Linked DNA regions of Homo sapiens: region 2 is linked to region 1. A link is a loop called in an ENCODE intact Hi-C map of the cell type or tissue named here. Cell type or tissue: PC-3. All regions are shown on one strand. Links, peaks and the distances in the headings refer to the core of each region. The heading gives the core; the rest is flanking DNA. Region 1 has its middle 110 kb from the start of MIR3666. Region 2 has its middle 100 kb from the start of MDFIC.

What was found. Peaks named below come from ENCODE experiments on the same cell type or tissue, not always from the same donor. Only the 100,000 strongest peaks of a DNase experiment are listed, where the experiment ranks them.
Region 2: it touches region 1 in a loop (7-fold over the local background); 3 of 110 quality-filtered maps call a loop at or near these places.

What each region holds. Positions count from the first base shown.
Region 1 is chr7:114,753,099-114,765,911 of GRCh38, reverse strand. No RefSeq gene overlaps it. Among named protein-coding and RNA genes, the nearest start is that of MIR3666, 110 kb to the right of the region's middle. In PC-3, for the core only: no CTCF peak of the experiment used is centred there; DNase peaks (open chromatin) are centred at 5,201 and 6,041; H3K4me3 peaks cover 1,123 bases; H3K27ac peaks cover 2,338 bases.
Region 2 is chr7:114,813,495-114,826,307 of GRCh38, reverse strand. No RefSeq gene overlaps it. Among named protein-coding and RNA genes, the nearest start is that of MDFIC, 100 kb to the left of the region's middle. RefSeq lists enhancers at 183-1,022, 1,901-2,566, 2,518-3,050. In PC-3, for the core only: no CTCF peak of the experiment used is centred there; DNase peaks (open chromatin) are centred at 6,487 and 7,637; H3K27ac peaks cover 2,780 bases.

The DNA of each region.
Region 1 (12,813 bases), core at 1,522-9,521:
AAAAGCAACAACAGCAAAAACCAAGCCAACTGACAGCACAGACTAACACAGTTTTATACTAGGGATTGCATTTTGTCAAATTCCAATTTATGAGAAAATTACATGAGTACCATATTTTTAACCACATTTTTAAACACATGTTTAAAATAATATTCTGATACAAATTTTGTAGAAACTCTGAGGCACTCAGTGGGAAAATCACCAGTGTTGTAGACCAAGGGATTTGGGGTTGGAGCCTCATCTTGTACCTCTCTATACAAATTTGAGCAAGTCTCAAACTTCCTTTTGATCATTTATGAAATGATGTCTGTTTTGCATTCCAACTGTGTTAGTCTCAGCTGCTTATGTAGAGCGACTCAGTTGGTCACCTGCCTTGCTCAAAGAACACCAAGTGTCTTTCAGGTGGCATCATGCCCAGCTCTATGCCCTGAATTTTGATTGGTAGAAATCTATCAAGGTAATCCCATCCTCTGACCAGGTGCTCACTTCCTCAGCCTCTCTTGCAGCTCAAGGTGTCCATGTGACACAGTTCTAGAAAATAAATTGCTCCTGGCTAAAACAGTGAAACCCAGTCTCTACTAAAAATACAAAAAATTAGCTGGTCGTGGTGGCAGGTGCCTGTAGTCCCAGCTACTCGGGAGGCTGAGGCAGGAGCATGGCCTGAGGAAACCAAGGCTCGGAGAATTTGCTGAGTTCACTTCGGGATCTAAGAAGTGACAGAGGCAGTAAGAAGCCTGGCCCCCTGGCCAGATAAACAATAAAGTGCAGGCCCTCTCCAATATGGCGGTGCACTGGAGAAAGAACACCCAGGCTTGATGGCAGGTGATGAATGAAGGGAAAGAACATTTCATAGAGAAGATAACACAATGGCCCAGGCCCTATAGGTGATCTATTGGCTTAAACTACTGCCACCACTTTACAAAGGTGAAAGGGCAGGGAGAAAGACAAGGGCAGAAAGCAAGAGGGAATGGTGCTTTCATTCCCTGATTACTTTACTTTTATTTTCATTTTGAGACAGGATCTCTCTCTCTGTCACCCAGCTGGAATGCAGTGGCACAATCATGGCTCACTGCTGCCTTGAACTCCCAGGCTCAAGCAACCCTCCCACCTCCACCTCCAGAGTAGCTGGAAAGCGCCACCCCTGTCAGCTAAACTTTTAGTGTTTTGTAGAGACAGGGTCTCCCTATGTTGCCCAAGCTGGTCTCAAACTCCTGGGCTCCAGTGGTCCTCCTGCCTCAGCTGCCCAAACTGACTGGACTACAGATATGAGTCACTGTGCCCAGCTCATTTCCTGATGAGTTTAAGTGGAGTCTTTCATTTTTTTTTTTCTATTTTACTTTAAGTTTGGGATACATGTGCAGAACAGGCAGGTTTGTTACATAAGTATACATGTGCCATGGTGGTTTGCTGCACCTATCAACCCATCATCTAGGTTTTAAGCCCCACATGCATTAGGTATTTGTCCTAATGCTCTCCCTCCCTTTGCCCCCCACCCCCCGACAGGTCCCAGTGCATGATGTTCCCCTCCCTATGTCCATGTGTTCTGATTGTTCAACTGCCACTCATGAGTGAGAACATGTGGTGTTTGGATTTCTGTTCCTGTGTTAGTTTGCTGAGAATAATGGCTTCCAGTGTCATCTATGTCCCTGCAAAGGACACGAACTCATTCTTTTTTTATGGCTGCATAGTAATCCATGGTGTATATGTGCCACATTTTCTTTATCCAGTCTATCACTAATGGGCATTTGAGTTGGTTCCACAGTCTTTGCTATCGTAAATAGTGCTGCAATAAACATAGGTGATCATGTGTCTTTATAGGAGAATGACTTATAATCCTTTGGGTATATACCCAGTAATGGGATTGCTGGGCCAAATGGTATTTCTGGTTCTAGATCCTTGAGGAATTGCCACACTGTCTTCCACGATGGTTGAACTAATTTACACTCCCAACAACAGTGTAAAAGCATTTCTATTTCTCCACAGTCTCACCAGCATCTGTTGTTTCCTGACTTTTTAATAATCACCATTCTAACTGGCATGAAATGATATCTCATTGTGGTTTTAATTTGCATTTCTCTAATGACCCGTAATGATGAGCTTTTTTGACATGTTTGTTGGCCACATAAATGTCTTCTTTTGAGAAGTGTCTGTTTATATACTTTGCCCACATTTTGATGGGGTTGTTTGTTTTTTTTTCTTGTAAATTTGTTTAAGTTCCTTGTAGATTCTGGATACTAGCCCTTTGTCAGGTAGGTATATTGCAAAATTTTTCTCCCATTCTGTAGGTTGCCTGTTCACTCTGAAGATAGTTTATTTTGCTGTGCAGAAGCTCTTTTGTTTAATTAGATTCCATTTGTCAATTTTGGCTTTTATTGCAGTTGCTTTTGGTGTTTTCATCATGAAGTCTTTGCCTACGTCCTGAATGGTATTGCCTAGGTTTTCTTCTAGGGTTTTTATGGTTTTGGGTTTTACATTTAAGTCTTTAAACCATCTCGAGTTAATTTTTGTAAAAGGTGTAAGGAAGGGGTCCAGTTTCTGTTTTCTGCATATGGCTAGCCAGTTTTCACAGCACCACTTATTAAATAGGGAATCCTTTTCCCGTTACTTATTTTTGTCAGGTGTGTTGAAGATCAGGTGGTTGTAGATGTGTGGTGTTATTTCTGAGGTCTCTGTTTGGTTACATTGGTCTACATATCTGTTTTGGTACCTGGTAGCATTCTGTTTGAAAACTGGCACAAGACAAGGATGCCCTATCTCATCACTCCTATTCAACATATTACTGGAAGTTCTGGCAAGAAAAAAAAATAAAGTGTATTCAAACAGGAAGAGAGGAAGTCAAATTGTCTCCGTTTGCAGATGACGTGATTGTATATTTAGACAACCCCATCATCTCAGCCCAAAAACTCCTTAAGCTGATAAGCAACTTCAACTAAGTTTCAGGATACAAAATCAATGTGCAAAAATCACAAGCATTCCTATACACCAATAATAGACAAGCAGAGAGCCAAATCATCAGTGAAATCCAATTCACAATTGCTGCAAAGAGAATCAAATACCTAGGAATACAACTTAAAAGGAACATGAAGGGCCTTTTCAAGGAGAGCTACAAACCACTGCTCAAGGAAATAAGGGAGGACACAAACAAATGGAAAAAAAATCCATGCTCGTGGATAGGACGAATCATTATTGTGAAAATGGCCATACCGCCCAAAGCAATTTACAGATTCAATGCTATTCCCATCAAGCTACCATTGACTTTCTTCACAGAATTAGAAAAAAAGTACTTTAAATTTCGTATGGAACCACAAAAGAGCCTGCATAGCCAATCACATCAACTTTCAGGTGGCCCAAGGAGGAGGAGATGGACCCACACACCCTAGCTAGCCAATTCTCTCCTCTTCAGTCTAGCTACAGCTTTTAAAATTCAATTGATCTAACCCAAAGGTCTTCCTGGTCTTGAAATGTGCATAACATACTGACAAGTCTCATTCACTTTCGTTCTGGTGTTCTCCACCCTTTTCGTGGTACCATTTTTTTAGCTGAATTCTTCTACTCATTCTTCTGTGAACCAAACTCAGAGAGACACAGGTGGATCCTGGAAACCTGTTTATCTAAGTTTTTACATATTTATATACTGTCTGGATCTCTAAAAAATACAATATGGGATGCTGAAATATACACATTACGACCAAACTGTCTCCTCTTCTTTTCCGTCTCTCTTCCTCTCCTTTGGTGATGACATCATTAAGAAGGGAAAATAAGAGTATAGACTAGACAAGATAAAACCAGGAATTAGGTTTTCATACAAAAGGGTAAAGTGCACATGATCAGATTCTGTATACTTGTGAAGTCATTAAGAACATGGATTCTGGAGTCAGACTGCCTGGATATTAACCTCACTTCTACAATTTATCTTGGCAAAGTTATTTAATTTCTTTGTGATTTGATATCTTTGTATGGTCATAATATTACTTACCCTATGTGGTTGGCTGTGGCTTAAAATAGTCAAAACGTGTAAAAACAATTACAAAAGTGCCTGGCATACAATTTCTCTAAAAGTGTTAGCTCTTACTAGAAGAAATCATAATGATTCTTGTTACTATACTGTATAGAGACTGAAGGATATGACACTTACTTTGGGTCTGCCTGATTTTTAGTAAGCCCAGTATCAGCTTTTCAGATCCATTATAAAAACAGAGAAGTTAAAATCATTCAATATATATTATCTAATAGCTAGGACTATTCTTTTATTACAAAATGCTCTTAAAAGTTTCCAAAATCATAGAAGAAATGTATAGAAAAATTCAAATTCTAACACATTAACTCATTTCCTATGAGATTTTGCTTTTTGAAAGTATTAGCAAGATCTTCAGAGGTATTTTCACTTTTTAAAAATTTGATTGTTTTTCAAAGTACTACCAAATAAATTTTTATCACTGTATTTCTTTACGCATGATTAAGAAGTGAGAGTGACTGGCCTTATATCTAGATTCATCTTAAAATAATGTTTTATGGAGTATCAGATAGCCAAATTACTACAACTACCTGCTACAACACACCAAAAAAAAAAAAAAAAAACAGTTTATGAATAAATTCCTACAGGTCTACTTTAACTGCAGTCCTGCCACTTTAACGTTATTAACGTTACAACTTGGGTAGTTAAATGGACATGGTGGAGAGTTTCTTTTCAACCAATAGTAAAAAATAGTAATAAATCCTTAGCACTACATTTTCTGAAAAGACTTGGCTTATGTGCATGAGGTCCATTGACTAGAGTCACAGTTGCAGTTGCTGAACTGGATAATTAGCTCAAAGCTTGGACTAAGGTATTTTTAAAAATAATCTTTTGCTATGTGAAATTATCTGATAAAATAATATTCAGATCCATTTTCCTCTTATTGCACCAGTAACCAAACATAGGCAAATGTCTTCATTCATTTATTTATTCAACAAGTTTTTTAAATGTATTATGAGACAGGCATTGTACTAAGCCTAAGGGACAGAAAGGTGAATTAAAGAGACAGGGTAATTTCTCTTAAAGAACTTACCTCCATCCCATGGGGAGGCAGAAAGGAAACAGACAGTTTCCATATAACCGAGTGTGATATGGCCCAGTGGGGCAGTACAGTGTGTACTGTGGAGCTCTGGGTAGTGACACTTAACCACATGTTGAGGAGGAAGGGACAATTGAAGCTGAGGTCTGAGGAGCTTATGGAAATTAGTCAGAGGAAGATGGGGAGGGAGTAGATGGGGAGGACAGTATTCCAGCCAAATGAAGTATAATGTACTGGCAGTGCAGTAAGAACCATATACAAAAGTTTACAGGCAACTTACAGCCTAGAGTTTCTTCCTGCGTTTACAAGAATGAGAAAATACCTGCTTAGACATCAGACCCAGTTTGATGCATAAAAGAACCACTCCCTTTTAAAACAATTTCCCTCAAAGAAGTGAATTCGATAATAAGCAGCACAGAGAAAAAGAGGTGTTTGATACCGACTGAACAGAGTAACAATAAGCATTTCATTAGCAACTCTTGGGAGCTCAGTTGTGTGCTAAGTGCAATTAAATATGACTAAGTATTTAAGTTCTAATAAGGGAAAAGATTGCATACCTCTGAAAAACTGCAGTCAAAGTTTATATAAATTAAGGAATGAGGAAGTGGCATATAGATAGGGTGACCATACATCCCAGTTTTTCCAGGACACTTTCTAGTTTATGCCTGTTGGCTCTGCACAAATAATAATAGTGCCTACTTTCACTCTCAAAAGTAACCTGGGTAATACAATAAAATTATATGTAATGATTCAGAAAAAGGGATGAGGGTGTACTGGGTTATTGGGAAAGGTTTCATGGAGCTGGAGGGACTTGTAGTGGGGCTTAATGGCAAGATGGGATTCATTTAGAAGAAGCGCCATTGTTACAACTGAAGATCAAGCCCCAGCCAAGAAGCACCTGCTCACCATTTCCATGAAGTGAAGCCTGTCTATTCATTCACTTTCTCATTCATTCATTCAACAAATATTTATTGAGCACACACCCTGTACCAGGCACTGTTTAGTCACTGGGTTGCATGAGCAAATAAGCTGGCCAAGATCCAGTCCTCATAAAGTTCCAGTGGGAGATGAGGGGAGCAGAATTTATTTCTAAATAAACTGGATATTTTCAGATAGTGATAAGTGCTCTGAAGGAAATCCAAAAGGGTGATATGTTAATGAGAACCTGCAAAGTGGCTACTTTAGAGAAGGCCCTCTGAAGAGCTGGACTGTGAGTTCTGACCTGAATGAAAAGAAGCAGCTACCCATGAAATGATGTGGGGAAGCATTCAGGGTGTAGAGGAACACCCTGGCACAGGCATAAGCATGGGTTGTGGCTGGCAGTAATTGTCTACAGCAGGGATGATATTTTTTCACAGTATTAGGCAAGGCAATTAAGGAAGGGCATGGCTGCTCAGAGAGACAGTTTGCATTTGATTTTAAGTGCAGGGGGAAGACATTTAAACAATAAGCGGGCAAGTGGCATAAACTGAATCATGCCTTTAAAAGACCTCTCTGGCTGTCTTGTGGCAAACAGAACATAGGGGAGCCAAGAGGAAGCAGGGAGGCCAGTAGAGACACAAGAAGGAAAGTCGCCTTGCCTGAGTCGTTGCAGGGGAATCAGATGGATTCAATAGATGGATTCAAAATATATTTTGGAGGTAAGTTGACAGGGTTTGTTAAACGTTTTCTGAGGATGAGAAGTTGGGAAGTAAGTGGCACAAAGAATGAGAAATACTCCCTGGATTTGGCCTAAAATTTGGTGTGTGGTGGTATAAATATAATTATTGAAATGTTAGCACAGTTCCACTTTCAAGCGTCCATTCATGCTTTGACCAAACAGCAATTAACCTTGAAAAAGGGAAATGCTGATTTATATTAAGAACTCTTAGAACAAAGTCCATGTCCAATTCATCTCATTTCCTGTGATGCTGAAATGTACCATATGCAGAACAAATGCTCAAGAAAATTAAAATGAATGAATGAAAGCTTTTCCTGTGAATTCATCTAGATATTTCAGGAAAACATCTGCAGCAATATAGACTAAATCTGAGCACTAGGTGACTAGTTCATCTTTTCTCTCATTTATCATTTCTTTAGTCCTTTAACACCTATTAATTTAGTGCTCAGTTTGTGCCAGGCATTGTGTTAAGCAGATACGTAAGTTACGTAGTGCCAGTGCTAGGGAAGAAAAAAATTTGATGACAGCAAATGACAAATAACTCTGATGACAAAAAACTCAAATGACAGAGAACTGAAAGTCAAAGAGGGCTTCTTTGAGGAAGAAATTCTTGAGAGAAATGCTAAAGGCAAAAACTTGACAGGAGGAAGTTCATATAATTAGAGGACCCAAAAGAAGCCCTTGTGGCTGGAGCTGAGGGGCCAGAGAGCCCATGATGAGATGCAGCTAAGAGGTAGGCAGGAAGCAAATTTTGCAGGGCCTTGTGGGCTGATGCCAATGAAAGGTTGAAAGCAGAGAAGCTGTGATCAGATTTGCACCTTGAAAAGATCACCTTAGCTGCTGGTGGCCAATGACTAGGCTGCAGAAGGAGGCTAATCAAAGAGTGGTAGCTGGTCACATTCTCTTTGCAACCAATGCACATTCCTTGTCCAATCTGGAAATATAACATGGTCTGAATAATTGTCTTTGGTGAGAAAAAAAGATAAAAGATGCAATACATGCAAGAAGTTCAAGTAGTGGGCGTATAATTTCAGCTATCTAGGTAATAGTCAAGGCTTCCCAAAAGTCCTAACCTGAGAATAAACTTTCTGCAATTTTACTATCCAAGAAGCAGCTAGGAAAATATCATTATTTCGGGGGCTGGGTGCGGTGGCTCACGTCTGTAATCCCAGCACTTTGGGAGGCTGGGGCGGGCGGATCACAAGGTCAAGAGATTGAGACCATCCTAGCCAACATGATGAAACCACGTCTCTACTAAAAATACAAAAATTAGCTGGGCGTAGTGGTGCGTGCCTGTAGTCCCAGCTACTCGGGAGGCTGAGGCAGGAGAATCGCTTGAACCCAGGAAGCGGAGGTTGCAGTGAGCCAAGATCGTGCCACTGCACTCCAGCCTGGTGACAGAACGAGACTCCATCTCAAAAAAAAAAAAAAGAAAAGGAAAAGAAAATGTCCCCTGCGGTGGCTCATGCCTGTAATCCCAGCACTTTGGGAGGCCAAGACGGGTGGATCACGAGGTCAAGAGATTGAGACCATCCTGGCCAACATGGTGAAACCCCGTCTCTACTAAAAATACAAAAATTAGCTGGGTGTGGTGGCGCATGCCTGTAGTCCCAGCTACTCAGGAGGCTGAGGCAGGAGAATTGCTTGAACCCGGGAGGCCCAGGTTTCAGTGAGCCAAGATCGCGCCACTGCACTCCAGCCTGGTGAAAGAGCAAGTCTTGGTCTCAAAAAAAAAAAAAAAAAAAAAAAAGGAAAGAAAATGTCATTATTTTTTTGTTAACTTTGATTTTAAACTAATAGCTGTTTTTTTGTTTTTTGTTTTTTGTTTTTTTCCATTTTAAGTGTAACGAATATTTATTTTCAAAAGTTTAGTACATGGGCCTGGGGAACATAGGAAGACCCTGTTTCTACAAAAAGTTAGCCAGGCATGGGGTACGTCTGTACCCCAGCTACTTGGCAGGCTGAGGTGGGAGGATTGCTTGAGCCTGCGGGGTCAAGGCTTCAGTGAGCCATGATAGTGACACTGCACTCCAGCCTGGGTGATAGAGCAAGATACTGTCTCAAAAAAAAAAACCAAATGTAGAAAGTAAGAAGAGAAAAATACCCTTAATATCTCCCCAAAATAGCCTCTGTTAATATTTTACTATATTTCTCCATATACTTTTCATGCAACTTTCTTTTTTCTCCCACAGATTTGTTATTATGCTGTTTACACAATTTTGTTTCCTTTTACTTAACCTTATAGCACAATAATAATAAAAACTGTTTCTTTCTGACTTTGTCCAAGGTCTTAAGTAACCCTCTCCCTCCTCTCTAACCAGATATTCTGTTTATGGGTCACCTATGACAAAGTGCTTGTCTCCTATGTGTCCTGACATAGGCAAACCTTTAAAATATTTGTTTATTTTCTTCTTTGTCAGAAATGTCTGATTTCCCCCTGTGTTGATAAAAGATTACCTTCTCACTGGAAAGGGGATGTGAAAAGCTGCTAAAAATTTCAGAAGTCAATTTCTTTCAAATAGCTTAACTGACCATTTATGTCACCCAAACATCTACACTGTGACATTCCAAAGATAGCATCTAAGCTGTGTTACCATTTCCAAATATTAGAACTTCAGTAAATCCATGAAGTTAATGTATACTTCATTTTATTTACTAAAATGGTTCCAGTTTAAGAAATTGTTGTAAGCCAAATGAAAGACATCCTAGAAGTACTTTTCCTTCTTCAGGTTTGAGGAGTGGGGTGGACTGAATAACAACATCATTTCCTTTGCCTGAGAAATAAATGAAATTGCAGTATGCTAAGTTGCACATATTTTTCATTAGCACTTAGCTACCGTGTCTACACTAAGATCCATTTATCTCATACTTTTTTTTTCTTTTCAGATAAAACTTTCAAATGCTTACATTTCACTGCCTGTTGGTTGATTGGATAATTTGAACATCAAAGGAAACTTTCATTTAATTTAAGCCGTAAAGTTGTCTTTTGCTTTATTAACTCTCGATCAATAAACAAGCAATTTGGAAATGTAATCAGGAAATGCTTCCGATTGGCTGACAATGTATCAAAGCCAGGCTTCAAGGCAACAGCAGGCTGTAACAAGCAGTTTATTACCAGTAGCTGTTACTGACATTAGTCAAAACCAAGAAAGATAAAATGGAATAAGAAATGTAATGCTGGAGGAGCCTTGGGCGCTGTGTTCTCTTCTTCCTTTTGAAAACTGCAAGCCTGTCTTTGATATGATAACAAATATAAACTGTTTAAAAACACCAAATGCAGAAAAACTGAGCCTAGCCTGTCATGGAGTTAATCCATTCCAGAGTGACATACAAATAGTGTAACATCCAGCAGATATATGTTATGGAAATATTTTGAATTGGATTTACATGTAGTGAGCAAATTGGAACTTTTGATTTTTACCAGATATTGTAATATGCATGTTCTCATATTAACGGAATGTAATCCTATTTGAAGATAATGAGTTTTCAACAGGCTCTGCAATTGGAAGCTACATGAAAAAAAAATTGTTTGGTTTTTAACTAGAGAGGGGCCAAGAGAATTGGACCCTAAATTTGCAGGGTAGCCTCACTTTCTATCAGCCAGCTGCATGTTATTTTGCCCTCGGTTACTGCTTACCAAGAGATTTCTGGGATTGATGGGTTTTAGGCTTTTTTCCCCCCCTTTATCTCTGGACTGTCCATTGCCATGGGCAAATAGCAAAGTACAGAGCACTTGACAGGGATTTTTCTTTGCACACATCACTCCTTACAGTCATTCTAAACAGTCTGTGCATATCTTTCATACAATTAAAAAAGGAGAGAAGGGAAAATATCCTTTACTCTTGTTGGTTTGAAAACTCCTTTAGATATTGAATACAGATTCACAGAATTATTTTTCATTGCACTCAGAAAATTATAAGCCACACTGATAGCAAAATCAAATAGACTTAACACAAAGGGGAGATGAAAAGAACCAAGAAGGGATTCTATTTTTTATTGCTTTCAGAGGCATCTCTGCCTTGGCACGTCGGCCATGCTGAGCCCGGCTACCTTTTCATCACCATGTCAGGAGTTCCTCTCCTAGATCAGTTAGAGATATCCATATTTCAAAATAAATAAAATATATATTGTTTGATGAAGTTTTCCTTTAGGGGCCTATATATCGAAATGAGTCTATGAGACCTGGCTGGTGTATTCTGCTAGGATTACTGACCATAATCTCCATCTACTATTTTCTCCAGTGGCCAGGCATATTAGATAGTAATTTTTCTCTGAATAACTAGCTAACCACTTGCCCTATTTGTCTTCAACACATAAGTAAACATACTGAAGCATTACAAAAGCTCCTCTTAGTAAATGGTGCATAATTTGGTGCATGGGTATTTCAGTCTTAGCTTGACTACCTCACTATTAAGCTGCATGATAGGTCTCTTGAAACATTCTTTTAGTTTGTTTTCTGCTTATAGGTTCAGAAACTATGGTATACTAAAAATCTATACATATGCAGAGTTATCCATTTTTCTCTTGTAACTAACTCCTGTAATGATGAAAATAAACCCTCTGAGCTGAATCGGCTACTTGGTTTTGACTGACATCTTTTGAATAGATTTAGACAAGCTAAAAATTTTGACTCATTTGGCATACTACAAATATTAGGAGAAAATAGCTTCATTAATAATTGCAATTCAAAGTTCTCATGACACTCAACCCAACAATTTCCAGGAAATCATAAGTTACAGTAGGCCTTCACAAATATATTGTGAAAAATAAACAAGATATAAAATATTTTTTGAAACTGATGTCATAAAAAGTCACACATTTCTTAAACATCACTATAGGATATTAGTCATATTCTCCAAGTCTAATGACAGTCGAATTTTTAACAATCAGCTTCTGATTCACAGAGATCAGAAAATTTTATATCAGTATTCTGGTGACCTCACCAAATTCAAAATGTGTATTCTTTCAGAAGGAGCAATAATAAAAGTCTCTTCAGCTTTATAATGGAAGGCTGAACAAGAAGTTCAGACTCAGAGACCAAAAGACATTGAGAGAAGGAAGTATTTACCACCAATGTATGATACAACAAGCCATCGAGATAGTGCCGCCATGTATTTAGATTTATTTAGCCCTCCCTGTGTTCTATGTTTACTGTGCATGCAACTTAACACCTATTGCTATCAATGAGAATATGTAGAAGTCAAAAAAAGTGTTTTAAAATAGATTTATCGTTCATCTGTTAGCACCTGAAAACCAAAGAAAAGAAGTCAGTAGTTTAACAGTTTTGGAAGTTTCTTTTTTTTTCCTTTCCTAAAATTGATCCAAAAAATCTATGTGAGGTTATTTATAACATCTGAAGCTTTGTGCCTCTAGGACAAAGTGTGAGACTATCAATGTTGAAACAAAACTTTAGAGGGGAAACATTAAATATTGTGAAAAGAATAGTGTCAATTGTTTAAAGACCAAGGACAGTGCAGCACTGGAGAGAAAGAAAAGGCACAAATGGTGTCATTTATTAGTTCTAGAAGATTACGTGGCATTTCACTGCTTTCACTATGCTCAATAGAGAGTGAAGCAATTTGTTATAAAAGTGATTTGTCTAGGATAAGTACAAGTGTTGAGACAGTGGCTATGAAGATTACTTTGTAATGTTCTCACTTGTGTATCTGACAGATTTTTAAAAATCACCAAAAATATTAGTCTTTTGAAGTATTCTGTTTTGTTTCTTATTTATGAAAGAAATATGATTAGTTCATGTTAGAAAGCAGAACTCTGGAAGGTGGTCCCTTTGTAAACTAAGCCTTACACTCATATCACCTGTTCCATGAATTATCACCTAATGATGCCAAGGGGTAACTGGGCTGCATCTTTTAACTCACAGATAAAGTGCCCAGGGACCAGTAGATAAATATACTGGGAACACGTACAGATAATTTACACTACCGAATACGTAGAGTATAAAACTGGGCATGTTTAACCTAGATACTAATTGAATATGCAAAATTTGAATATAGTGAAGGTATGGGCCTGAGAGAAAGGGAAGAACATTGGATGACGCCCAAGTGTCTGGTTGGAGCAAATGTGTAAAAGATGGTGCCA
Region 2 (12,813 bases), core at 2,297-10,296, 60 kb before region 1:
TGTAATTTTATTTTGGTTGATTTGAATGGAAAAAAATTGGTTGGATTTAGTTTGATTTTCTCTCTCTCTCTCTCTCTCTTTCTCCTTCTCTTTCTCTTTCTCTCTCCATCTTTCTTCACCCTATCCAGAGTAGGAATTTTGTAATTTCTCCTAGTCTTTCTTCACCTCATCCTCAGTTCACAATTGGGTTTACAGTGGAAATTTGTGACTATTTCCTTGTTAAGAAGCAGTAACTATAACAGATCCAGCCACCAAGCTATGAAACAACTGAGTTCATTTTCTAGACATGAGCATATAGGAATGTTTCACCCCATGGCCCCTCCTCTTTCAACCCTGTATGTGTGACATTCCGTAAGGTGAAGCCCCAGGAAGATAATGGCAACAGTTTTCTTGAGCTCCTTTCAAATGCAGAAGAGCCTCACCTCAGCCAACAGAAAGCCTGGCTTAAGACCTCATCTCATATGGACTGCCAATCCATGTACTTCCAGGCTGCCACTGCCCACTTCTAACTCAGCAGGCCTGTGGTGTCAGCTTTATTCACTGCTTGTGCTTCTAATCTCTTTCCAAACCTTGAAGAACTTTATTTCATTTTTAGTCTAGTTATATATGTTAGGCTTTTGATGTGGTTTGGCTCTGTGTCTCCACCCAAATCTCATCTTGAATTGTAATCCCCACATGTCAAGGGAAGGACGTGGTGGGAGGTGATTGGATCATGGGGGTGGTTTTCACCATGCTGTTCTTGTGATAGTGAGGGAGTTCTCACGAGATCTGATGGTTTAAAAGTGACAGTTTCCCCTGCGCTCTCTCTCTCCTGCCACCTAGTGAAGGAGGTGCTTGCTTCTCCTTTGCCTTTCACCATGATTGTAAGTTTCCTGACACCTCCCTAGTCATGCGTAACAGTGAGTCGATTAAACCTCTTTCCTTTATAAATTACCCAGTCTCAGGTAGTATTTTTATAGCAGTGTGAGAATGGACTGATATAGCTTTATTATTATTTTTTATTTATTTGTGTTACAAGTAGAGCCAATGCTTCAGAATACTACAACAAAAACTAGTGGGACAAGCATTAGAACTGCAAAATCCAAGGTGCTCCAGAGCTCACAGGGTCAGAACAACCTGTTTAGATACAAGTTCATCCCTTCATGTTCATTTTCTCTGCCTACTCTGTAAACTGATCCCAGACTTCCTCAAGGTAGACCAAATGAAGATACGTATTCCTCCAGGTCTGCTTACTATTTATTTAATTTACCTGTGACTTTTTCATTTTCATTGCATAAGTAATCAACTCATTTAACCATGGGAAGAATTAAACCAACAAGGCTCAATTATGTTTTCTGCTCCATGTTGTCAAACTTTAATAGTATTTCAGTTTACCTTGCTCTTCTGATGAGGAAAATAATGTGATCATCTCCCTTAACTTCCCTATTTCATCACAATGACTTGGTAACTTGTACATGTTGCTGTGAAATCACTGGCTTAATGCTATCTAATTCTACTAACTAACCTTGATACATTTATTTCCCTTCTCTAATGTGGTACTTTCCTCTTTTGATCAATATAATCCTATAATCTATGCAAATTCTTGTAGGAATAAAACTTGCAATAATGTATTTTATTATTTTTGTAAGCACGCCTTCCTTGGAAAAATGTGTTAATCCTTTCATACAAGCAGTTTTTGAAAAACTGATATAAAGTATAAATGGGAACAAACATGACAGTTATAACAAATATACTATTGGATATATTTCATTTTTGTTCCACACAAGATATTAATACATTAACTTTATATCCTATTAGCTCTTTCAATAAGGTCAATAATTAATCATTTAATCTTTTTTTAAAAAAAGAGGTTTTGTTTCCTACTAAAATTAATAAATATTCTTTCATCTTACTGATTTTTTCTGAACAGGTCACTGTCATCATATACCTACTAACTTACTGCATATCAGAGTCTTCCTCATAAAATGGATAGGAATATCAGGAACATCACTGTGTGACTAAAGAAACCACATTATTTTTACAGTGTAGAAGAATTGCTAAGCTTTTGCCTCTTTTTTTGATTAATTTCATGCCTGACTCAGTCAGAGATTAGGCCTTGACACAGGTTATAATTAAATATTGAAATCATGAAGTGCAAGAATGTTTAATTTTTAAAATATGAGTTTTAATTTACCTCATACGGAGAATAGCTCTGGTCACCTGCAGAGATGCATTACACACTACATTGCCTAATGTAGGATGCCTGAATAAGGCTGAGCATACAGTTAAAGTAAACTAATGCAATTTACTGAACAGCAGTCAAATATTTATCCAGTTGATGAAGCAGACTTTATGTGAAACTCAGACAATAATTAAAGAGAAGCCTTGCTTAAAACATGCTTACTTCAGTTTTCACAAATACGTTATATCCTTTCTGCATCTTCCATTTTCCTAAATATCTCTGTATACCTGAAACACACCATAGTGAGTATTCTATTTTCACAAATATGTTACATCCTTTCTGCTTCTTTAATTTTCCTAAATATCCCTGTATTCCTGGAACGCTCCATACTGAGCATTCGGTAAAATTATATTGAACATATTTCCTGCTATTTCACAGTATTTTAAGTTAGAAGGGTTGATTGATTGCCAGAGCAGCCCAATTCTTCCTGTAGCTATACCTCTTGCAATGTGACTTTGCAGTGCCTCCCATCAAAGGTGGAGTCTTGTTTCCCCACCTTTTAAATTTGGCTTGTGACTTGTTTTGGCCAACGGAATGTGGCAGCCATATTGTTATGCCTGTTCTGCTTTCAGAGACTGCATGCTTCTACTTGTTCTCTTGGAACCCTACCATGAGCATGAGAAAAGCCCAGGCTATGCAGGATGGGAGACCACATGGAGCCTATCCAAGACTGGTCAGCTTCCAGCCACCCTGCTATCTTATTACAGTTAGTCCTGCTGACATTGCCCAAGCCTAACCCAAGGTGCAGAACCATCCACATTACTTGTAGAAGTAATAAATTGAGAAATAATAAATTATTACTGCTTTAAGCCATTATGTTTATAATTGTTTGTTATACTATAACAGCTAATTGAAGCAGGATTTGGAGATCTAATCCAACCTGTTCATTTTATAACTGAGACAACAGAGGCCCAGAGCAGCTAAGTACCTTGTTCACATTTACACACTGTCAACGGCAGAACCGGGTTTGGAGTTTATATTATCCATCTCTTTAGCTAAAACTTTATATTGTGCAATACAACTTGCCTTTGTCTTCCTTTTGGTAACAGAGATAAAAGGAAGTTTGCCAAGAAAATTGGAGTTTCAGCATAATAAAATGACATGTGTCAATAATGATTGTAAGGGCTTTGTATATATTTATTTTAGTCAGAATATAAATATTATCTGATAGTATTTCTCAGATACTTTTCTCTAAGTTATGTGAAGAGAATTGTGAATGACAGAATGAAGACTATTTTCAAGTGTTAAATAATCCCGTAATTTTCAATCATTGTGATATTACTACTAATCTTCACTTTTGGAATATTTCTCAAATGCTAAAGTTAACAGGGATCTTCTTAGAGCTTTACGGGCAGAACTAAATTTTTCTCTGGATTTCATTGCATCCAAAATTATCATCTGGAAGATTACTAATATATGGCATATCAGAGTCATCTCTATATTAAATATTTCAGATGACGAGCATTAAGAAATCTGTAACTACTTAGATTATGTTGAATGCATAAACAAAGGCTAAGTCCATTATGTTATAGGATGGCATGTTATAAAATTGTGTTCTAACAGATTTGAAGAATAAAAAAATTAAGATTTTTGGGCTTCTTTTTAGAGTAGCAAATATTTCTACTTTGGGTCCATTGTACCTGCAACTCTTACACTCTATAGCATTGGTGTTCAAAGTTTAGCTCATCCAAGTCACCCGGATAGCTTGTTAAACCACAAATTGCTGGGCACCACTCTCAGAGATTCTGATTAGGTAAACCTGTGATGGGGACTGAGAATTTGCATTGCTAACAAGTTCCCAGGTGAGGCTGCAGCTGCTAGCTGAGAATCTACACTTTCAGAACCTCTGCTTTATAGTTTTCAAAAATTGTTAAAATAATGTGTGGATAGTCCATGTTAAAATATATCTTACTACAATATTTTAGTGGGAGCTAAAGGAAGCATATATGAACTATATTCACAATTTACATTACTAAGTAAATTATGCAGTACAAAATCCTGTCAATCAAAATCAATGAGACAGTCACTACATTCAGAATTTGAACAGCCTTGACTTTTTATTGAGACATGCCCAGAATCTGCCCACAGACCAAGGGAGAAACTTGTTAAAAAAAAAAAAAAATGTGTACTGTCACAAGGCCCATAATATTTGGAATGCAGGCAAATTAGCTCAAATGATCATCCTCCAAAGGGAAATAATTTGCTAGAGTTTTTAAAAGGTAAAGAAATGACTACTTCCAGCCCAGAGCCAACTTTTTTTTTAATTTAATGAGAATATTCACATAACACTTTCCATGACAGCTTCTGCTTTCCATCACTCAACTCTTTGTGAAAATAGTCCATTTTTGGCTTACTGACTGTATGTTTGGGCTTAATCCAAGAATGAACTTCTTGAAAGGTTTTAAAAAATGGTTTCAGTTGTTTTTAATTCCTGACTGCTTCAAATAAAGAAAACAAACTATAAAAAGGGTAGTAGGACTTTAATTGCATTTTTTTGCATTTAAATATCAGATAACTTCCTAATGGACCTTTACATATCTATGTCCTCTACAGAAATCCCATACCTTCCTCAATTTGAAAAGACAAGTGAGATTAGAAAAAGATTGGCGGCTGAAAGTGTCCTGTGAGAAAACACACACAAAAGCATATGTGTGTCCCGAACTCTTGAGTATGCACATTTAAGAGGCGCCAGCCAACTCGATCTTTCTTCTTCTGGTAAACATGCCTCACTGGGTATTCAAAGAGCCCATTCCGTAAGAGACCATGCAGTATTGTTTATAATTTTTATCGGTGTGGTTTTTCTCACCACCTACTTAAAAGTTCATTTTTTCTCCTTTTCTCTACTTCTTTGCTTCTCCTTTCCTTATAAGAAAAAAAGGCAAACTCAGCAAACCTAAGGCATTAGACAGAGAAGACATTCTTATGAAGACTATTTTTAACATTCTCTTAGTTTACATCTTCCTCATCTTTGAAGCTGACAGTATGTATAGGGTAAAAGTTCCTGAGTACAGAACAACACACAGAGTGTATCCTGAAGTGGCAGTTTCTAGCCAAGGAAAGGCTTCTGAGACAAAGGTAGTCCAGTTCTAAACAAACATAACTTTCCTCTTCCCAAATAAAAGGGTTCTTCAATAGCTGATGATATTCATTTTTTTAATGTTTAGTGACATCTTAATACCCTTATAAACACAGTCTCTATATTTGTGTCATTATTAGATATGTTTAGTGTCTTTTAATACTGGTGGGGTTATTCTATCCTATGTAGACCTAGAATTTCTAGCTGCAAATAATTTCAAATTTTTCATGACTACTTCCCAATTAACTCCAACTCACAGTGATCCTTTCAACTCATGTGGCATCTATTTTTGCCACCACTTTTTTTTTTTTTTTTTTTTTTGAGACGGAGTCGCACTGTTGCCCAGGCATGAGCGGAGTGGCACAATCTTCTCGGCTTTTTGCAACCTCCACCTCCTGAGTTTAAGTGATTCTCCTCCCTCGGCCCCCGCAGTAGCTGGGATTACAGGCGCCCACCACCATGCCTGGCTAATTTTTGTTTAGTAGAGACAGGGTTTCACCACGTTGGCCAGGCTGGTCTCGAACTCCTGACCTCTAGTGATCCACCCGCCTCGGCCTCCCAAAGTGCTGGGATTACAGGAGTGAGCCACCGCGGCCAGCCGCCACCACTCTTTTCATATTTATTTGAAATGATCTTGTGGTGTTGCTAGCTAACTTTTTGTGAACATGTGTGCTATCTACCTAATTAAATTGTAAGTGCCCTGAGGACAGAGAGCTGAGGGAATTTGAGGTGTCACCATAACTTACACATGAAGAACACTCCGTGAGAGTGTGCTGACATATAGGTGGGGATGGCTGAGTCAGCCCTCTAACCTGGGAGTGGGGATGGCTGGAGTGAATGAAAAGGATATCAAAACATGCAGAGAATGATTCCCTATCCTATTTAGGGTTTCCTTGGCTAAAAGCAAACCCAGGACAGGAGGCTGGAAGAGGAGGGAAGAGCAACTATGTAATGATCTACAGGAATTACTCCCGGCTGAAGAAATGGCATATGGAAAGAATGGCAGTTAAGAGGTACAAAGGGAGAAATATCTACTGTGTAACAGGTATAGTTGCAGCCAACCAACTGTTTTGGTGCCTTTTAGTGAGCTATATTAGTCTGTAAGGTAGGAAAAGGGCGGTACCCTAGAAGGAAAGGCTGACTTTAACACCAGGAATGCACAAACACATGCTGAGGTTGTGCAAGGAAAAAGCTGGAAATAGGCCAAGGAACTTCATTTATGCCAAGTCATTAGAAGACTCATCCTCTCAAGACACCCTTTATACTATATGCCAGGAATAGTATCTGTCCTTGCCTGGCCAGATGTCCAACTGGCTCCTTTAGCTTTTCTATTTCTGTTAGCTATATAGTGAAAGAGTTTTCCCTTTTAAAATCAGACTGTTGTGATTATAGACAGAGGCCGTGGGCAGATTTGCTAGTCGTTTGTCTACCAAAGGGTCTAGCCCTTCTATGCTGAAACGTTCTTCAAAGAATAAGTGAATGCATTACTGTTAGGGGAAAATATGCATTCACAGTTATAATTAAGATAATCTTTTAAATCATTTTCTGATGTGCAAGCTTGTTCTTTCCCACCTTCTCACACACACATCTATTTATATATGGCTTAGTGCTTATGCCATCATATATGTGTGCTGAAGGGTGATGCAGGTATTATATCTTGGAATTGAATAGTTCAGGTCCAAGCCTCAGTTTTATCATTTAGTATTCAGAAATAAATATATGCACATATGTGAGCATACATATGTTTACTTAGTATTTTGTAACTGTCCCCTAGTTATTAATTTGCTTTTCTACATGTAGAGTACTTTTAGAAAATATGAACTCGTGCATTTCCTACAACAGTTGAGTATATTATTATATACTGTTATATATAATATTTATATTGGTTGAGTATATAATAATGTATAAACATTATTATGGACTCAACTGTTGTAGTTTCCTACAAGAGTTGTAGCAAATAAGAGTTCATATTTTCAAAACTGTCTACATGCTAAAATAGAAATCTACACTGAAGCATGCCAACTGTTTAACTATGCAAATAAATGTCATAAAATAATTTAGAAGCCTAAATTAAGAATGTTGTATCTAAGTGAAACAACTGCGGGAACAGAGATCAACAGAAATTAATTACACCCAGGAAATTTGGACAGGACATCAACAAGAGCATGGACCATGAAATCTTCAGTGACCCAAACAGTTAAGAAATTGCAACCAAGAGCTATAACTTTCATCCAGAGAGACAGATGCTTTCACCAAGTGTGATAATTTTTTAATCCTCATATTCTGTCATGACTCAACCCATGTGGCTAGGGTGAGCAATGCTTACTGACTCACATACTAGTGTGATGGGGGTAGTTGTGGAGTAGTTACTATTCTTTCTGTGTGGATGGGTATTTCGAGATTTATGCAGCAGGTATGTAGAAAAAAAAGATAAACATGGGTATTGGTCAAGGCCATCATGCTACACAACTACGGGAAACACCATTTCTACTATCGTGTGTGTGTGTGTGTGTGTGTGTGTGTATATCTCCTTCTTCCTTAAATTTGGCCATGAAGAGCAACAAGGCTATATAAGGAGGCCTGACTTGGATTCTGGTTCTACCACTGCCACTTACCAGTTATATGAACTTGAACAAATCATCTCACCTTCCTGAACTCTAAGAACTCTAAGGTTTCTTGGTTTATTCTGTGTGCTGTGGAGTCGTTTGCCAATCTGGTGAAAGTTATAGATGCTTCCTCAGAATAAGGTTTTTAATGGCATAAAATAATACAGAATGTTGAAGAATCCAATTATTATTTTTTCTAATGTAGTAATAAATGTGTTTATTATTATATTAAATATCATTATCAAGATATGGGTCCCATAAATACCATAATTTTGAACTATAATGAAGGTAAACAATATTTTGAGATATCTGCAACTGTAATGTGATATAAAAATATATCTGTTGACAAAATTATAGATACCTATACTATTATTGCTATTTATTGCTTACGTTCATTAAGTAAGTAAATGCTAAATTTCAGTTGGGGGTTAGCAAAAATGAAGGGTAATTTTTTCCTGATGTAAGTTCAAGGACTACTTTTATTTTATCTATGAACCACAAGTTAAAAACCATTCCTCGGCCAGGTGCGGTGGCTCATTTCTGTAATCCCAGCAATTTGGGAGGCCGAAGCAGGTGGATCCCCTGAGGTCAGAAGTTCGAGACCAGCCTGACAAACATGGAGAAACCCAACCTCTACTAAAAACAAAATAGAAAATTAACCACGTGTGGTGGCACATACCTGTGATCTCAGCTACTCGGGAGGCTGGGGCAGGAGAATCACTTGAACCCGGGAGGCAGAGGTTGCAGGGAGCCGAGATCCCACCATTGCACTACAGTCTGGGCAACAAGAGTGAAACTCAGTCTCAAAAAACAAACAAACAAACAAACAAAAAATTGCTTTTTTATTATACTTTAAGTTCTGGGGTACATGTGCACAATGTGCAGGTTTGTTACATAGGTGTACATGTGCCATGTTGGTTTGCTGCAACCATCAACTCATCATTTACATTAGGTATTTCTCCCAGTGCTATCCCTCCCCGAGCCCCCAACTCCCAACAGGCCCCGGTGTGTGATGTTCCCCCTCCCTGTGCCCATGTGTTCTCATCGTTCAACTCCACTTACGAGTGAGAACATGCGGTGTTTGGTTTTCTCTTCCTGTGTTACTTTGCTGAGAATGATGGTTTCCAGTTTTATCCATGTCCCTGCAAAGGACATGAACTCACCTTTTTTATGGCTGTATAGTACTCCATGGTGCAAATGTGCCACATTTTCTTTATCCAGTCTATCGTTGATGGGCATTTGGGATGGTTCCAAGACTTTGCTATTGTGAACAGTGCCGCAATAAACATACATGTACATGTGTCTTTATAGTAGAATGATTCATAATCCTTTGGGTATATACCCAGTAATAGGATTGCTGGATCAAGTGGTATTTCTAGTTCTAGATCCTTGAGGAATTGGCACACTGTCTTCCACAATGGTTGAACTAATTTACACTCCCACCAACAGTGTAAAAGTGTTTCTATTTCTCCACATCCTCTCCAGCATCTGTTGTTTCCTGACTTTTTAATGATTACCATTCTAAATGGTGTGAGGTGGTATTTCATTGTGGTTTTGATTTGCATTTCTCTAATGACCAGTGATGGTGAGCATTTTTTCAAAAGTGTGTTGGATGCATAAATGTCTTCTTTAGAGAAATGTCTTTTCATATCCTTCGCCCACTTTTTAATGGGGTTGTTTTTTTCTTGTAAATTTCTTTAAGTTCTTTGTAGATTCTGGATATTAGCCCCTTGTCAGATTAGTTTTTACCCATTTATGTAAAAACAGGGAAATGACATCTGCCTTCCAGAACTCACTGAGCTTTGCTAGGATCAAATTAGGTAAAGTTAATTCAACAAATATTTAGTGGATCATTTCTATGTGCCAGGCACTGTTTTAGGGCCTAGGGATACAGCAGTGAACGTAAGAGACACTGTCTAATGGAATAAATGTTTTAGATGTGGATGCCAGACATTAAATGTATATGTTGTGAGAGGGGATGGTACAGTGATAAGAAAAATAAACCAGGAATATGTACAGGAGAGATGGAGGAAAAGTCTCTGTGCTAAGATGCCGCTGGAGCAGAGACCTGAAGGAAGCAAGGGACAAGGAGCCATGGGGATGCCTGGGAGAAGAGTCTGTAAATAACAAGTGTTGTAGCATTACCTTTCATCTAACAACAATCAGTGAGCAGGTGGTAAATTGAAATGTAAGCCAACATTACTAAGTAGGAAAATTAAAATATGTGGACTTTTGGGTAGAATTATGAATTTATTCCATATTAGCATATAAATTATTTTATATCCGTATTTGAAAACTTTGTTTCTAGGCCGGTCATGGTGACTCATGCCTGTAATCCCAACATTTTGAGAGGCTGAGGCAGGAAGATCGCTTGAGCCTAGGAATTCGAGATCAGCCAGGGCAACATGGTGAAATCCCATCTCTAAAAAAATTAAAAATTTTTAGCCTGGCATGGTAGCGTGTGCCTGTATTCCCAGCTACTCAGGAGGCTGAGGTGAGAGAATGGCTTGAGCCCAGGAGGTCAAGGTTTCAGTGAGCCATGATCATACCACTGCACTCCAGCCTGGGTGACAGAGCAAGAGTCTGTGTCAAAAAAGAAAAAAAGAAAACTGTTTCTACTGTTTCATTATGTATGCAGTTTTTTAGTGCAACTTATTTTGTTACAAGCACTATACTTCACCAAATTAACTAATTTAATCCCAATAAGCACCCTACAAGATAGAACCTACCATTATGCTACCTTACAAATAAGAAAATGGAGGCTCAGAGGGAGAAAAGTAATTGCTCAAGTAAATACATACAAGTATCAGAATCAAGATTTAAATGCAGTCAACTTAATAAAATCTGTCTTTTTATCTATCATGTCATACCGTTCCTTGAAAATAGATACTATTCTCTGACAGGAGAACAATCCATCTTAGATATTATATTTTTAAGTTACTGAAGTACTTCAGAATTTTTTGTTAAATGAGAAAATTTTGCACTGTATTCACTGGGGAAAATGTGCAAAGAAAAAAAGCTGAGCCACAAAGGAGTCAGAAAAGAAATTCCTAATTAGGGGAAAGACAGTCATTAGAGAACACCATTAGAAAGATTATAGTCACCCATAATCTTTCTCTTTTAATATCTATTTGCGGTTACCAAAAATAAATAAATAATTAAATTTTACAAAAACCCAAAAGCTAATCAGAGATCCAGAAAAGACAATCTAAGACCTTTTTACAATGCAAGGAACAGTCCTAGGCCCTTAGATATAGGAGAAGTCTTCAGTGTGTTGAACCACAGGTTAAACTGAAAAGGCCCAGAAGTTTCATAAAGTAGGCAAGAGTACATGAATGGAAAGAACAAAGTAAATATTTTAAATCAAAACTTGCCAGTTTTAGAGACAGTGAGATTAACAATAAAAAGTTCAGATTCAACTTATAATTTATATTCTGCTTTAAATTATTTCTCTTCTCAAATTTGTTTTCTTGATTCTAGACTACTCCTCTTTTTCAGGAGTGTATTGCAACAGTTCCAGTGAGAAATAAAAATGGCTGAAGAAAATCAATAACAGTGGAAGCGGCTGGTGAAGAAAAAAAAGAATGCATGTTTAATATTGAGAGGTAGGGGAGGGTGGAGAGTGGGTGGCAAAGGGGAAAGTCCAGGTGGCCTTAGTTTCTGCCATGAGTGATGGGGTAGGTGATGTGTTAGTTACAAGCAAGATAATGAATATGAGAGAAATAGAAGATAGGTAGTGAGTAAAAATGTGGACATCTTGATTTTTAATTATTATTGGGAGATCCAGATGGCAATAACTTACAAGCAATTGAACGCAAGTCAGGAACTCAGGAGAGATATCTGAGCTGGAAATAGAGTTCCAGGAATCATCAGCATGCGGATAAAAACAGACAATTAAATCAAAGATTTAAAGCACACCCAGAGGATGAGATAGGTAAAGGAGACTGCAGTGGAGTAATTAACTACTTGAAGAGCCGGTTCCCAGTATCAAATGCCACAGAGAAGTCAAGTAATACTTCCAAGTGAGGAGTTAGGGGCTGGAGGGGACAGTGCCTTGAAGGCCTTTGACAAAGCAGTTGTGTTGATGTGGTGGCAAAAAGTCTGAAGGGCATACAGTGAGAGGTAAATATGAAGCTACAATTAGAATATAACTCATTCTATTTATGAACTTGATGGTTAAATGATAAGAAAAGGAGAGAGAGATGGTAGCTAGATGCCAAGGCAGAGTCAAAAAATGGACAGGTTGAAATTATCTGGAAAAAAAAAAAAAAGACTGATGGGGTAAGTGCCCCAAAGAAAGAAGAGAGGCGAGGGTTTTGCCTGTCAAAATGATCAGAAGCCCAACTGGAGATGAGTAAGTGGGGCCAAGGAAGCTAAAAACATCGCATTTCATGAGACTTCATGAAGAATTATACCATGTCCTGGGCAGCTATTGAATGTCCTAACGGACACTCCTATAAGTGAATAATCTGTTTTTGATGAAAATCTGTTGTACACATAAGCACAGAGCAGCTCTGTGTGGTTTTAACACACAGAGATTTTCTAGGAATACAAGTACTCTGTAATTCAAAGAAAAATTGATTTAGGTTTGTTCCAATTTTTACCAAGAATTAGTCATAATTTCAGAAATTCAGAACATCAAGAAGAAATATAATTCATGGGTTTTAAGTCACCAATAGCATGCATCTATCATTCTGTGTTCGTAGCTATTCCATTTACACAGATTCTACAAAGGTCAGCAGCCTTTGACTGGTGAGATCATACATGATAATATACATATTGAAATACATGTTTCATTATAGATTATTTCTATTTCTTTTTTCTGTTAGAATTAGGGCATTATTTTGTTTCTATTCTCTGACCCCAATTGTTCTAGTGACAACCACATTGTTGAATAACCTTGCTCCTTT